Regions from separate parts of the Homo sapiens genome. Here all the other regions are linked to region 3. Evidence: chromatin contacts called from ENCODE Hi-C or POLR2A ChIA-PET data. All regions are on one chromosome and are shown on one strand. The core of a region is the stretch at or near the end of the contact, and the rest is flanking DNA. Distances in the headings are between cores, read along the strand shown.

What was found. Hi-C counts contacts between places; a loop is a spot of excess contacts on that map. ChIA-PET counts read pairs that join two places held with the same protein, here RNA polymerase II (POLR2A). Pooled maps may share reads with other maps.
Region 1: a pooled map shows a loop between it and region 3 (2.3-fold over the local background). The contact joins two enhancer-like sites. A Hi-C loop is called at or near these places in 3 of 168 maps with a recorded cell type or tissue (dorsolateral prefrontal cortex and heart right ventricle) and 4 of 50 pooled maps. POLR2A ChIA-PET finds 5 or more read pairs at or near these places in 1 of 52 experiments (activated CD4-positive, alpha-beta T cell).
Region 2: a map of heart left ventricle shows a loop between it and region 3 (5-fold over the local background). The contact joins two enhancer-like sites. A Hi-C loop is called at or near these places in 1 of 168 maps with a recorded cell type or tissue (heart left ventricle), 2 of 37 single-sample maps with no recorded cell type and 1 of 50 pooled maps.

Annotation. Positions count from the first base shown.
Region 1 is chr3:152,654,482-152,659,380 of GRCh38, reverse strand. All of the region lies in intron 2 of LOC102724289 (a long non-coding RNA gene), which reads right to left. Among named protein-coding and RNA genes, the nearest start is that of P2RY1, 180 kb to the left of the region's middle. Within about 2 kb of position 2,492, at least 3 of the 41 ENCODE cell types and tissues checked have a DNase peak (open chromatin) inside an H3K27ac peak, as active enhancers do.
Region 2 is chr3:152,555,243-152,560,112 of GRCh38, reverse strand. No RefSeq gene overlaps it. Among named protein-coding and RNA genes, the nearest start is that of P2RY1, 280 kb to the left of the region's middle. Within about 2 kb of position 3,037, at least 6 of the 41 ENCODE cell types and tissues checked have a DNase peak (open chromatin) inside an H3K27ac peak, as active enhancers do.
Region 3 is chr3:152,593,949-152,598,349 of GRCh38, reverse strand. No RefSeq gene overlaps it. Among named protein-coding and RNA genes, the nearest start is that of P2RY1, 240 kb to the left of the region's middle. RefSeq lists enhancers at 844-1,514, 1,878-1,977. Within about 2 kb of position 2,174, at least 18 of the 41 ENCODE cell types and tissues checked have a DNase peak (open chromatin) inside an H3K27ac peak, as active enhancers do.

The DNA of each region.
Region 1 (4,899 bases), core at 1,243-3,742, 61 kb before region 3:
TTGACTTCTGAGAGATTTTTCATGCAGAAGTTTGAAGATTGTAAATGCCTTTACAAATATATAACATTATTAAAACATTTTTATTTTATGAATATGAAATATTTTAGAAGTAACGAGACAGCCAAATATAAAGGAGTCACTGGAGAACCCCCAACTGGCCTGTGTGCTGGGAGGAATGCACACTGGGGTGGAGCCTCAGGAAGTTCACTCTGTTTGCCCTGGGGAGGAGCCTGGCCCCTCTTCTTCCTGGGTGGAACCTGGAATTCAATCTGTGACGCGGGAAGCATATACTAGCAGGACTCTCACTCTGCTGAGGGTCCCTCTTTCCCCTTTTTTCCTTTTTTCCAATAAATTCCATTTTTCTCACCCTTCAAAGTGTCTGCAGGCCTAATACTACATAGCTGTATGGCAAGGACCCCATCTTTAGCTGAACTAGGGAGAAAGTCCTACCACAGTACAAACATCTGATATAACATACACGTGCATTTCTGAAAAGCTTGCATTAAGCTACATTGCACACTTCAAGTTACAAAGTTAATGGGGGAAAAAATAGAATTAGCATAGACCACTCAAAACTTAATGCACTTGATGACCAGAGCATTAACAACAATAACAAATCCTACTCAATAACAATTTATCACAGTTTTTAAAAAATGTTAAAATCATAATAAAGAAAGCAATACTACAGTAACTAATATGACTTTATTCCAAATACAAATGAAAGTAGGCTATCAGAATGAGGTAAAAGAAAGACTGCTGAATTACAGAAAAAAGCACAACACCATCAGAAGTTACAGGTGTAGCATTTTATGTAATAAGTAGATGCAAGTTTCACACATACCACAGCAAAGATATGGCTGGTGATTTTGGATCATTATCTTGTCATTGTTTCTTTTGCACATGATCAACCTCCTGGGAAGATAGGATGAATGGACATGGTGTACAGTACTGTATTCTTCTAAGGTTTGCTGTATGCAGCTTTGTTAGCATATTTTGCACTCTGCTGCAGTGTAAATGCTGGCAGTGCAAAATGCAGGGGGAAAATCCCTTAGGAGCCTTCTCATCACCCAAGTTATGTTCACATCATTCCCTCTTTAACAATCTTATTTCCATTTACATTACAGAACATGCTCTGTAGCAAAATAAACTATATTTGGAATGGATTACAGTGAAGGAGAACATCAACAATTTTATCACTAGATTATTTCTTATTTCAGGTTCCTTTCTCCTTTTCTGTCAAACACACTTAAAAGCTAAACATGCAAAATGCTTTTCTAGGTTAAGTTCAATTATAGTTAGTAGTATAGGTGTCACTGCATAGAAACTACTGCTTTCCAGACAGAGGCAGAAGGATCGCTTGAGCCCAGGCCTTCGAGACCAGTCTGGGCAACATGGCAAGACTGTGTCTTTACAAAAAAAAATTTTTTTAATTAGCCAGGCATGAGGTGGGAGGATTGCTTGAACCAGGGAAGTTGAGGCTGCAGTGAGCCCTGATCATACCACTACACTCCAGCCTGGGTGACAGAGCAAGGCCATGTCTCAAAAAACTAAAATAAAATAAAAATAAAGAAACTATTGCTCGCATTTCCAAGCAACAAGTATCCAAGAGGTCATTCACACATGTTCCTTTGCAATTTCAGCATGAGTGCAAATATTTTTCTTCTTTCATCTCTATCAACATTAATACAAAATTTAAAATAAAATGGGATAACTATTATAGCCCTCATTCGCAACAGCCATAATTTAGGACTGAGGGATTAACTAAAGTTCGGTATCACTTAAAAGAGCAAAACAAAAATAGAAAACAGCAGTTTTCCTAGTCATAATAAAAAAAGTTTTTGTCCAATTTACAAAAAGTTCCTGCTAATTAAAACCTACTAACACAGTCACAGTTCATATACTATCAAAGTTGTTATTTGAGTAGTCAATTAACTATCCCCAAAGCACCACAACCAGATAAAACAATTTATTTTCTTGTAGTGTTGTCCTAATTTGGTCTTAACGAGGAGTTGAGCTTGTCTTGTATGTTTGTTCCTTGAGTTGCTGAAGGCTTGATTTACTTGTCCCAGTAAAAGTCTCTGCTTGTTCCCCTCCTTCTCTGAACAAAGACTGATTTTCATATGAAAAGAGTTAGTGAATGTTTTCCCTTAGGCACTGGGGCTAGCTTTTCCCAGAGAAGTAGGCTGTTGCATTGCTTTTGTCATCTTTGATCACAGAAAAGTTTTCAAAGGGCAGCATAAACAATGATAGTCAAGTTGGTCTCTGCTTTCATGAAGAAGGTGATGGAAGTGAATTTTAAACAATTTTAGCAACAAATGTTTGCTGGCACATGAATCTGGATTTACAGTAATTAGAGATATCTGAATTTTCACAAAATAGTCTAGGCATACTTTTTCTTTGGTCTACCAAGACTTGACACTCATTGTTGCTTTGGTTTTCCCTGGTACAGCTGATAACATCAAACACTTAAAATTAGCACTGCAGAATGCAGCTCCAAGCAGCAGCTTCCGGTCGAGTGATTTTATCAATGGTTACAAGAGTAACAGAACTCCAGAGCCGGGATTCTGTCTTGGCTTGTAAAATATCTTTCAGTTCTACCTTTAATATGTTTTTAAGTAGAAAGTAACTTAGTATCATTATGTTACTAAATCCCAGAATCTTTTTTGGAAGGGAGCAAAGGATTTTGAAACACTGAAGATACGGTGACAAAATGGAGACGTGCAAAATTATATTCTTCTATTGACATTCACTGTAACTCTTCAGTGGTACATATATATTAATAACAAATTTCAGGCATTCTAAACAACTGTTGAGGATCTGTTTGTGAACATTTTCCATGTGAGAGAATTCTTTACTCCCCCTAATAAAGCCCTATCTCATGATTTATGCATCAGTTCTCACAGCCTGGCTGCACAAAAGTTTAATTCCAGAGTGCAGGGAAGCTGAAATGAGGAAGTTGAAGAGACTGAGAGCTTTCTTGGGAGTGCCTAGCTACTTCTTCCCTGAAGATCCGTACCCGGAAGCCTGGAGAAACATAGCTGATCCAGGAGAAAATGTGAACCTGCATCCTACGGCTCTAAATTCATTTCCAGACCCCCGCCCTCCAAACTCTGTTCCCAGCAAGTGACCTGACATTTTGCATCAGGCCGAAGAGCAGACAGTTGCTAGGGGGCTGGCTATGGGGCAGCCATAAAGAAAATAAGCTAAAAAATAAATAAATAAACTTTGAGAATTCTTCTTTAAAATATAGCATTCTAGAACACTTTAGGTTTTCTCAAAAAAATGATTTACAAGTTAATGTTCAAATACATTAATCCAGAACTTTCAATTACAAGACGAGTAAGTCCTGGGGATCTAACATACAGCATGGTGAATATAGTTACTAATACCGTATTGTTTACTTGAAATTTGCTGAGAATAGAACTTGTGTCCTCATTCCTTCCTTGCCATGCATACAAAATGTTAACTATGTGAGGTGATGAATGTGTTAATTAATCTGATAATTAACAGCAATTAGTTAATTGTAATTAATTGTAATTAGATACATTTCACAATGTATATGTATATCAAACCATCACATTGTATACCTTGAATTTATACGGTTTGTGTTAACTTACCTCAATAAAGCCAGAAAAAAAGTTAAAATTTTCCCCCAAATTAATTCAAGAATGAAGATATTTGATTATATAACACTTGCATGAAATAGGAGTACCAGAAAGCATGATAATGGGAAAAGGCAGCAAATGTGAAAACCACCTTTTCCTGATGTAGTTCTGACTTTGCTCAGGGCTCATCCCAGATGGTTACCTTGTGCATATGCTATATTCTAATTAAAACCCAAAGGAACATATTCAGAAAAAGAATGACTCATCTTAAAATTTTTCATTTAAATTTTATTCATTGAAATGTTTTCATTTAAATTTCATTTTAAAATTTTACTGAATTAAGATAGAATTTGAAATCCCTAAAATAATTAACTATTACTAAGTATGTAGAAGGCCCTTAAATTCCATCTAACTTCTTTTGGTTCTGATATGATTCCCTGCATTTGTTTCGTTTGCATTCCTTTCCCTTTGGATTTGAATGGGAAATTGATTATTAAAATTATATTGCTATATATTAAAATATTGAAATGAAAATTAAGATTTGAAAATAATATTTAAAAGAAGTTAACCTTTTTGCATTAGGCCAGTTTACGTTAGGCAAAATGCTAAGAAAATTAATCTGTACAATACCAAAGGCATTATTATATTCCAAATCCCAAAAGTCTTTCTTGCTTCTTGTAGCAAGGTGCATTAGCTGACTAACAGTATTTCCAGGTAGAAAAATGGAAAGGAAAATGCTGAGCCTGTTATAGAGAAGAGCTTAATAGACTCGTGTGCATACATTAGCCTTCTGACTCTGGATTGATTTGCAGAGTGCCACTGCCAACTCCATCTCAGGGAGTCCATCATTAACACTTCCACTGACCCCTCCAGCCCTGCCACCCTGCCCCAAATTATTTTGCAAGTTTTCCAAATTGATACTTTAACTTAATATTTCCTTAAAGATGAGAAAGTTTAAGCAGATTCAAGACTAGTAGAATTGATGTCTCATTTTCTTGGGCAATTTCAGCAAATATTAAGTCTGGGATTTTCTCTAGATTTGTATTTATAGTGTCTATATTGCTATTAACATAGAGAATCAACTAATACTGAGTTCATAAAGAGGTGAGAGGAAAACAAGAAAAAGAAACCCTTCTGCTGTCCTTAAGTAATGACAAATTCCTTTTAAATTTCTTAAGATTTTCATCAGTTTTTAAACAAACAAGTAACACAAGGCGAAAATCTATCAAACACACAAAAATATAGAAACTGGTGATAAATGAGTTTTATTTAGCTATCAAAATTGCTCCTCCTC
Region 2 (4,870 bases), core at 1,788-4,287, 39 kb after region 3:
TTGTTCTTTCCTCCCGGTGGGTTCATGGTCTCGCTGGCCTCAGGAGTGAAGCTGCAGACCTTTGCAGTGAGTGTTACGCTCATAATGGCAGTGCAGACCCAAAGAGTGAGCAGCAGCAAGATTTATTGCAAAGAGTGAAAGAACAATGCTTCCACAGTGTGGAAGGGGACCCAGAGCGGGTTGCCACTGCTGGCTCAGGCAGCCTGCTTTTATTCCCTTATCTGGCCCCACCCACATCCTGCTGATTGGTCCATTTTACAGAGAGCTGATTGGTCTGTTTTGACAGGGTGCTGATTGGTACGTTTACAATCCCTGAGCTAGACACAAAAGTCTAAGGGGGAGGAGGGGCGAGGAGTGGGGGAGTCGGGCGTGGTGGAGGGGAGGGAGGGGAGGGAGGGGAGGCTCGGGCATGGCGGGCTGCAGGTCCCGAGCCCTGCCCTGCGGGGAGGCAGCTGAGGCCCGGTGAGAATTCAAGCACAGTGCCAGCAGGCCAGTGCTGCTGGGGGACCCGGCACACCCTCCGCAGCTGCTGGCCCAGATGCTAAGCCCCTCACTATCCAGGGCCGGTGGTGCTGGCTGGCTGCTCCCAGTGTGGGCCCGCCGAGCCCACACCCACCTGGAACTTGTGCTGGCCCGCAATTGCCACGCGCAGCCCCAGTTCCCGCCCGCACCTCTCCCTCCACACCTCCACGCAAGCTGAGGGAGTCAGCTCCGGCCTTGGCCACCCCACAGTGCAGTGGCAGACTGAAGGGCTCCCCGAGCATGGCCAGAGTGGACGCCAAGGCCGAGGAGGCGCTGAGAGCGAGCTAGGGCCGCCAGCATGTTGTCACCTCTCACCAGGAGGTGGAGCTTGTGGTGAGCCAAGATCATGCCACTGCACTCCAGCCTGGGTGACAGAGCGACACTCTGTCTCAAAAAAAAAAAAAATAATAATTAGACCTCAATAAAACTGCTAAAAAATGTATGGCAACTATCTGTTTAGATTCTCCATGGAATAGAATCCCTTCCTCTATAACAAAGTTCACAGCATAGTACCCAGCTCATTAGATGGCTTGAATATTAAAGAAATGCAGAGAATACCTGATAGGTGGGGTGCTGGAAGTCATGTTGTGCTCACCGAGGAATTGTTTGCAGTGTTTGACAAGTCATTGGACATAGCAAGTGTAAATCTCAGTCCACAAATTCTTGTGTGCAAAAATTATCACAGCCTTTTCTCCATAACCCAAATCAATGTCTGTGTTCAACCTTCATCCCGCGTGGCTGGTGAAACAATTATCTTTAGAGCTAATTGTGTATTAGAATTCCTACTTCTTGCTCACCCCTAGAGTTAGGCCACGGGGCCAAAACATTGGCAATGAAGGTGTCTTCTGGTCCTTGGTCATCAGTTTGCAAGTTACTATGGCCCCTATCTGCATGACTCCATCAGGCCAACCCTTTCAAAGCCCTCTGCTGCTTCTGTGCCACCCTCAGAAGAATCTTTGCTGAAGTGGCCTGTGGTCCTGTCTTGACTAAAGGTTGCAAATCATTGGCATAAAAATCTACATCTGGCCTGCAGATGTGTTTTGTTTGGCTCACTCTATGTTTTAAAATCATTTAAGCCAACTCTTAAAAGTCAGGAGAGTTCACTAAAAATATCAACATTTCTGCCTTCTCTTGAAAATAAGAATATCTAGCAATAATGGACCACCTCTTCATGTGTCAACAACCACAAAAGCTGAGAAGTGGGTGCCTGTTTACCTCTCTTGTTTGCTACAGACCCATCCAACCTCATTATCTCCCCAAAGCTGAGGCAGGGAGCCAGTTGATATTGACATTGTTATAATCATTGCAAGATTTTTTTTTTAACACCAGGCCCTTTTCAACTGTTTATATTACCTGACTTTAATTTACCATAGTAGGTGTTTGAGATTCCTGGTGCAGGTATACCATGCAGCCACTCTTTTTACTGCCTCCCCAGGGTCACCCAGTATATTGGATGCTATGGACTAAATGTTTGTGTCTCACAGAAATTCATATGTTGACATTCTAACCCTGAATTTGATGGTATTAGGAAGTAGGGCTTCTGGGAGGTAATTAAGTCATGAAAATGGAGACCTCATAATGGGATTGGTACCCTTATAAGAAGAGACATGAGAGAGTTGCTCTCTCTCTTCTCTGCCATGTGAGGACACAATGAGAAGATGGCCATCTGCAAATCAGGAAGGGGCCCTCACTAGACAGTGTATATGCTGACACCTTTATCCTCAGCTTCCCAGCCTTCAGATGTGAGAAATCAGTATGTATTGTCTAAGCCACCCAGTCTATGGTAATTTTGTATAGCAGCCTGAACTGACTGAATCACTGGACATAGTCCTTTCTGCTTCCCTCTCCCCGACAGTGGTTATCTCTTGCTAGTCTATGAAAGATCCTTCTCCCTCCTTTTTCTTCTTTTTAACTAAGCCATTTTACTTTCATTAGAAACGTTTTTTAATCCCTAAGGTTTAACATTTTGAAAACCAAAAGCAGGAAATGACTTTTTCTCAGATAGCATGGCCTTTTGCCCTTCCACAGACCTCACTTGAGAATGAAAGCAGATTCAGAAAATCTGAGAGAAAATATTATAGAGAGAGACAACATTGGTTAATTTCTCAAAATATTTGGCCACAAGAGTGAGTTTGTTTTCAGGTATCTAATTATAGGACCTATCAGTTGACACAAATAACCCCTCATAAGCTATCACTACCACATTACATCTTTCATCTGGAGCCAAAAAACAATCTGTTCAGCAGTTAATATTCCTTGTACCTGTAATAATAAGTTTGCTGGGCTGTTAATGCTGGTAGAATGTGTAGTTATATAACTAAATGTCAAGGTCTCCCTGAAATAGGGAGGGGGTGCTTCAAGTCAAACCCTAGTGAGTAACTTGCTCATACTACCAAAGGAAGCTGAGTCACTGGGTAACACTTCCTATCTTGAGTATGTGTCTGAGAGAGCAGATCTAGCTGGCAGGATAGAACTCTGAAGAGGCCAAGAATCCAGGCAGGGAAAGGGCTGTGCCCAGTGAACTCTCAGGTTAAAGAGGACTTCAGGAGGCCAACAAAAAATACTTCATTCCTGGGGTTCACAATAAAATAATAGGCAGAGCATTTAGCCAAGCACACTGTAGAGGAACAGAGGACTCTAGAGACTGCACTTGGAGTGAACTTTGAGCATTTACAGATGGGAAGGCTGAGGGCTCTGTAAATAGTCATAAAGGCCCAGAAACAAAGAAGCTGCATCCCAGTACAGAATGTCATCAGGTCACAGAAAGGAATCTGCTGGGCTGAGAGTAAAAACAAGAATTTCAGGCCAGAGTGGAGATAGTCACTTAGCTCCTAGCTAGGCTTAGTAGGGGGGACCTTAATACTGGAAATTGTTATCTAGAACTCTAACTAAATGACGTTAATAGCTCTTACTCCAGCATTTGGCTTCCATGATTCTCCCTAAGTCCTTTGGTAAATTTCACTAATTTACATAAATAAATAAATAAATAAATAAATAAATACTTCCTCCCAGATACCTAGAGTGAGACTTCTACTCTACTTGACTTTATCAATGAACATCCTAACCTTCTTTTGAATCCTACCTCAGCAGAGTCCAGTTCTGTTTGCCCATGCCACAAGTAACATATGTTGCTCAAGGGGTCAGAGTGCAAATCTTCACTAAGTCTTTAGTCAAATCACTGTTCTTCCGACTGGCTTCCTTACTAGTAAACCCTGGGCGATAACCAGAAATCACTCAAAATATTAATTATTCAATTATCAGGCTCTGGCTAATAAGTACCATTCTCGTGTGAATTCAATTGACACAGAAGCAAGCAAGATTTTAAAACAATTTACAGTGCCTGGGAGAGAAAAGAAATTGTGTCAAAGACAAAATAGTGGGAAACTAATAGCAAGAAAGCCATTACATGCCTTCAAGACTGATACTCCCATGGGAACGTCAGGTTTAGCAAATTTATGGGTTGTTAAAATATTGCAGTAATTCTGTACTGGCTGATAATAGTCTAAGAGCAATGGTATTAAAAAGCAGTAGAAATTAATAAATCAACCGATCAATACCAATTATAACAGCATGCCCATTGTAATTCCAAGACATTTTCCCCTTTGGGTACTGAAGCTGAGATTGAAGATAGTGGCCAGATATAAATCTCCCGTTGATTATTTGAAAAGATAATGGGGGTGCATGGCACAGCATACTAAGGAAGACCTATTTGTTCAACCCTTGAAGAGATGCCTCACTGCCCAAGGAGTGACACACATGTTTTCAGGTTTAGTTATTAACTGAGGACATAAACAGTTGCTTGTGTGGCATGTATTCCCTAACAGCGTTTTAGCCTTCCTTCACGTGGGTTTGGGGAGCTCAGTTTATCAGACAGTTTACCCCCGGTGGAACACATAAATCTCTAGATAGGGGGAAGTCTGTAGGTATGCATATCCTGAAGACTCCCATTGACATCTAGATTAGTAGACTCTTCAGCAAGCAACCTATCCTCACGAATGGTCCCTGGCCACAGGAACGTCACATGAGACTGTCCATCCTCTTTGGGTCAGCCTGCTCTGAGTCTGAGCCTCAGCGGATGCCCTGACTGAGCCCTTGTCTATCCTAGTCCATCTTTTATACTTTATATTTCTTTCTTTTCTCCCTTTTTTATTTTTTTCCACTTTTGACTTTGCCCCATGTATCAGCTAGACTGCAATCAGCTGGAGCCTTGCCACTCTGTAGAATGAAACAAGGTCCTGGCAAAGCATTGGCTTTGGCAATCAGGATGAGAAAAATCCAGCCCACCTCATCTCCTATTTTTATGCCACTCTGGCCTCCTCCTCTCTCTCCCTTGTCCTCTGGTTCAAAT
Region 3 (4,401 bases), core at 925-3,424:
GGCATTTAGGTTTTAGGTCAGGTGTGAGTTGAAGAGGTTTTAAGTTCTTGAGAACACAGGCTAAGGGAGAAGAAGGAGGAATGAAGGGTGGAAGGTTGCCTATAGTGAAGGAGGCAAGCCCAGAGAAAAGAGAGAGTAGAGACATGGAGGGAAGGGGTTCGGGGGTTCTTACCCTCCAGAAAAGTGGGAAAGGGGTCGGGGCATGGAAATAAGGGGTCAGGGCATGGAGATAAGAGGTTGGGGCACGGAAATAAGGCATTGGGGCACAGTGATAAGGGATTGGGGCACAGAGATAAGAGGTCAGGATGCAGGGATAAGGGATTGGGGGTTCTTGCCCCTTAGAAAAGCGGGACTTGCCACTAAGGGTGAAGGAGAAGGGGTTGAGGAGTTCTTGCCCTTCCCCCATAAAAGCAGAGAAGGGGTAGAGACATGGAGAGAAGGGGTTGGCAAGTCCCCCAGAAAAGCGGGACTTGCCGCTAAGGGTGAAGGACCAAGGCAGGCGTCCCTGCGTGGTCTGACACCTCTGAAACGTGGGTGAATAATCAGAGAAGCATCCCTGCAGTGATTAAACACCAAGGGAAGGCTGCCTTCCTAGTCCGTGACCAGCGCCGGAGTTTTGGGTCCATGGATAAAATGTGTCTCCTTTGTCTCTACCAGAAAATGAAAGGAATTGAAATTAAGAGAAGGGACAGATTGAAGTGTGGCGCCCAGATTGAAAGGAGAAAGAGGTTGAGGGATAGAGGGAGGTTGGAGAAGAGAGTAAAAAGAGGCCGCTTACTGGATTTGAAATTGGTGAGATGTTTCTTGGGCTGGTGGTCTGAGGACCTGAGGTCGTAGGTGGATCTTTCTCATGGAGCAAAGAGCAGGAGGACAGGGGATTGATCTCCCAGGGGAGGTCCCCCGATCCGAGTCATGGCACCAAATTTCATGCACGTCCGTGTGAAGAGACCACCAAACAGGCTTTGTGTGAGCAATAAAGCTGTTCATTTCACCTGGGTGCAGGCGGGCTGAGTCCGAAAAGAGAGTCAGCGAAGGGAGATGGGTTGGGGCCGTTTTATAAGATTTGGGTAGGTAAAGGAAAATTATAGTCAAAGGGGTTGTTCTCTGGTGGGCAGGAGTGGGGGTCACAAGGTGCTCAGTAGGGGAGCTTTTGAGCCAGGATGAGCCAGGAGAAGGAATTTCACAAGATAATGTCATCCATTAAGCCAGGAACAGGCCATTTTCACTTCTTTTGTGGTGGAATGTCATCAGTTAAGGCAGGAACTGGCCATCTGGATGTGTACATGCAGGTTACGGGGGATATGATGGCTTAGCTTAGGCTCAGAGGCCTGACACCTACTGTTCCATATTCAGATGCTGATCTGTTCTTTATATGAAGTTGCTCCCAGGGTGTCAAAGTAAGGGAACCAGCTCCTGTAAAACTCAATCTGCAGATGATTCTCAAACACAAAACCCTTGCAAGTCTTCCTCTGCCAGCTCAGAGACAGTTACAGTTTCAGGAGAGCCATGTAGGATGATTCTTTGGTTTATCAGAAAATAGTTAAGCCATTTGTATTGATAGAGCAGGCATCATGCCAGTTGAAACATTCTTACACAACCCAGCCACTCTGGATGATTTGTACATCTTGGATCCAGGCACAATAAGCAGCTTAACTTGGAGCTGAGAAATGAAAACAAAGGATGTGGTCTCGCTGTGGCTCCCTGACCTCAGGGATCTGTATGGTTTCCATGATTATAAATTATCTAAGAAGAAGTTGAGTTCTAGGTCCAGAGAAATTATTCCGAGCAGCAGGAATATACTGACTAAACTGATGCACCAAAATGTCAGATAGTTCCTCTGGTTTTGTTTCTTTTTAAATGTTGTTGTTGTTAGGGTTATTTTTCCCTCCACAAGTCACTTTTTGGCTTGGCAAAAATGAACTGCAGACTGTAGAATATCAAGGAAGTGAGATCTGAGTCTTCCAGCTGTGTTGCTTTAAAGGATTCAATTAGAGCACAAATGAGCTCCACGCACATATTTGGGCAGTGCAAAGTTCACTCTCAGGGGGTGGGACCTTGCTAAAAGAACTCATTCTGCTTTGGCTGATAAGAAAATGTGCTTCCTGTTTCTCTTCAAGGACAAGAAACTTAAAGTAAAATTTTAGCCAGCATCAGAGAGCTATGACACTTTCACTTCCTAACTTGAGACTTAGGACTTGCTGTTTGAAAAGCTACATTTGAGAGAAAGAGCTCGAATCTTTGGCTTCTTCCATCTTGCTATGAAGAAAAGGAAAGAGATTTGTGGTCTCCATTCTCTCCCTGACACCAGACTAAAAGATTCCTTGGAATAATCAGAACTGAGAAATATATTATACTTTATTCACTTAACCCTAGATCAATTATATTACCTCTTTTCTTTCTTTCTTTCTTTCTTTCTTTCTTTCTTTCTTTCTTTCTTTCTTTCTTTCTCTCTCTTTCTTTCTTCTTTCTCTTAGTATTTTTTAAATAATTTATTATTATTATTATAATTTGAAACAGGGTCTCACTTTGTCACCCAGGCTGGAGTGCAGTGCCATAAGCCTAGCTCACTGTACCCTCAACCCTCTGGGATCAAGCAATCCTCCCACCTCCACCTCAGCCTCCTGAGTAGATGAGTAGCTGGGACTACACATGTGTGCCACCACACCCAGCTAATTTGTAAAAATTTTGTAGAGACAGGGTCACACTGTGTTGCTCAAGCTGGTCTCAAACTCCTGGAATCAAGCAATCCCCCCACCTCAGCCTCCCAAAGTGCTGGAATTACAAACATAAGCCACTGTACCTGGTCTGTGTTACCATTTTCATAGTAAAATATTTTTACCACAAAGCTAATTTATCACTAAATATACTCTGTTCTCTTATAATGAACATGTGTCATTCTTTTTGTATGCCCAGCATACATCTTGCTTTTTTTGTGTAAGGAATTTTCTACCTTATGAGTGTGGGTGGGAAACAGTGACCTCTTCTTGTAAATTTGTTTGAGTTCATTGTAGATTCTGGATATTAGCCCTTTGTCAGATGAGTAGGTTGCGAAAATTTTCTCCCATGTTGTAGGTTGCCTGTTCACTCTGATGGTAGTTTCTTTTGCTGTGCAGAAGCTCTTTAGTTTAATTAGATCCCATTTGTCAATTTTGTCTTTTGTTGCCATTGCTTTTGGTGTTTTGGACATGAAGTCCTTGCCCACGCCTATGTCCTGAATGGTAATGCCTAGGTTTTCTTCTAGGGTTTTTATGGTTTTAGGTTTAACGTTTAAATCTTTAATCCATCTTGAATTGATTTTTGTATAAGGTGTAAGGAAGGGATCCAGTTTCAGCTTTCTACATATGGCTAGCCAGTTTTCCCAGCACCATTTATTAAATAGGGAATCCTTTCCCCATTGCTTGTTTTTCTCAGGTTTGTCAAAGATCAGATAGTTGTAGATATGCGGCATTATTTCTGAGGGCTCTGTTCTGTTCCATTGATCTATATCTCTGTTTTGGTACCAGTACCATGCTGTTTGGGAAAAAAACAAACAACCCCATCAAAAAGTGGGCGAAGGACATGAACAGACACTTCTCAAAAGAAGACATTTATGCAGCCAAAAAACACATGAAGAAATGCTCATCATCACTGGCCATCAGAGAAATGCAAATCAAAACCACTATGAGATATCATCTCACACCAGTTAGAATGGCAATCATTAAAAAGTCAGGAAACAACAGGTGCTGGAGAGGATGCGGAGAAATAGGAACACTTTTACACTGTTGGTGGGACTGTAAACTAGTTCAACCATTGTGGAAGTCAGTGTGGCGATTCCTCAGGGATCTAGAACTAGAAATACCATTTGACCCAGCCATCCCATTACTGGGTATATACCCAAATGAGTATAAATCATGCTGCTATAAAGACACATGCACACGTATGTTTATTGCGGCACTATTCACAATAGCAAAGACTTGGAACCAACCCAAATGTCCAACAATGATAGACTGGATGAAGAAAATGTGGCACATATACACCATGGAATACTATGCAGCCATAAAAAATGATGAGTTCATATCCTTTGTAGGGACATGGATGAAATTGGAAACCATCATTCTCAGTAAACTATTGCAAGAACAAAAAACCAAACACCGCATATTCTCACTCATAGGTGGGAATTGAACAATGAGATCACATGGACACAGGAAGGGGAATATCACACTCTGGGGACTGTGGTGGGGTCGGGGGAGGGGGGAGGGATAGCATTGGGAGATATACCTAATGCTAGATGACACATTAGTGGGTGCAGCGCACCAGCATGGCACATGTATACATATGTAACTAACCTGCACAATGTGCACATGTACCCTAAAACTTAGAGTATAATAAAAAAAAAAAAAAAAAAAAAAAAAAAAAAAAAAA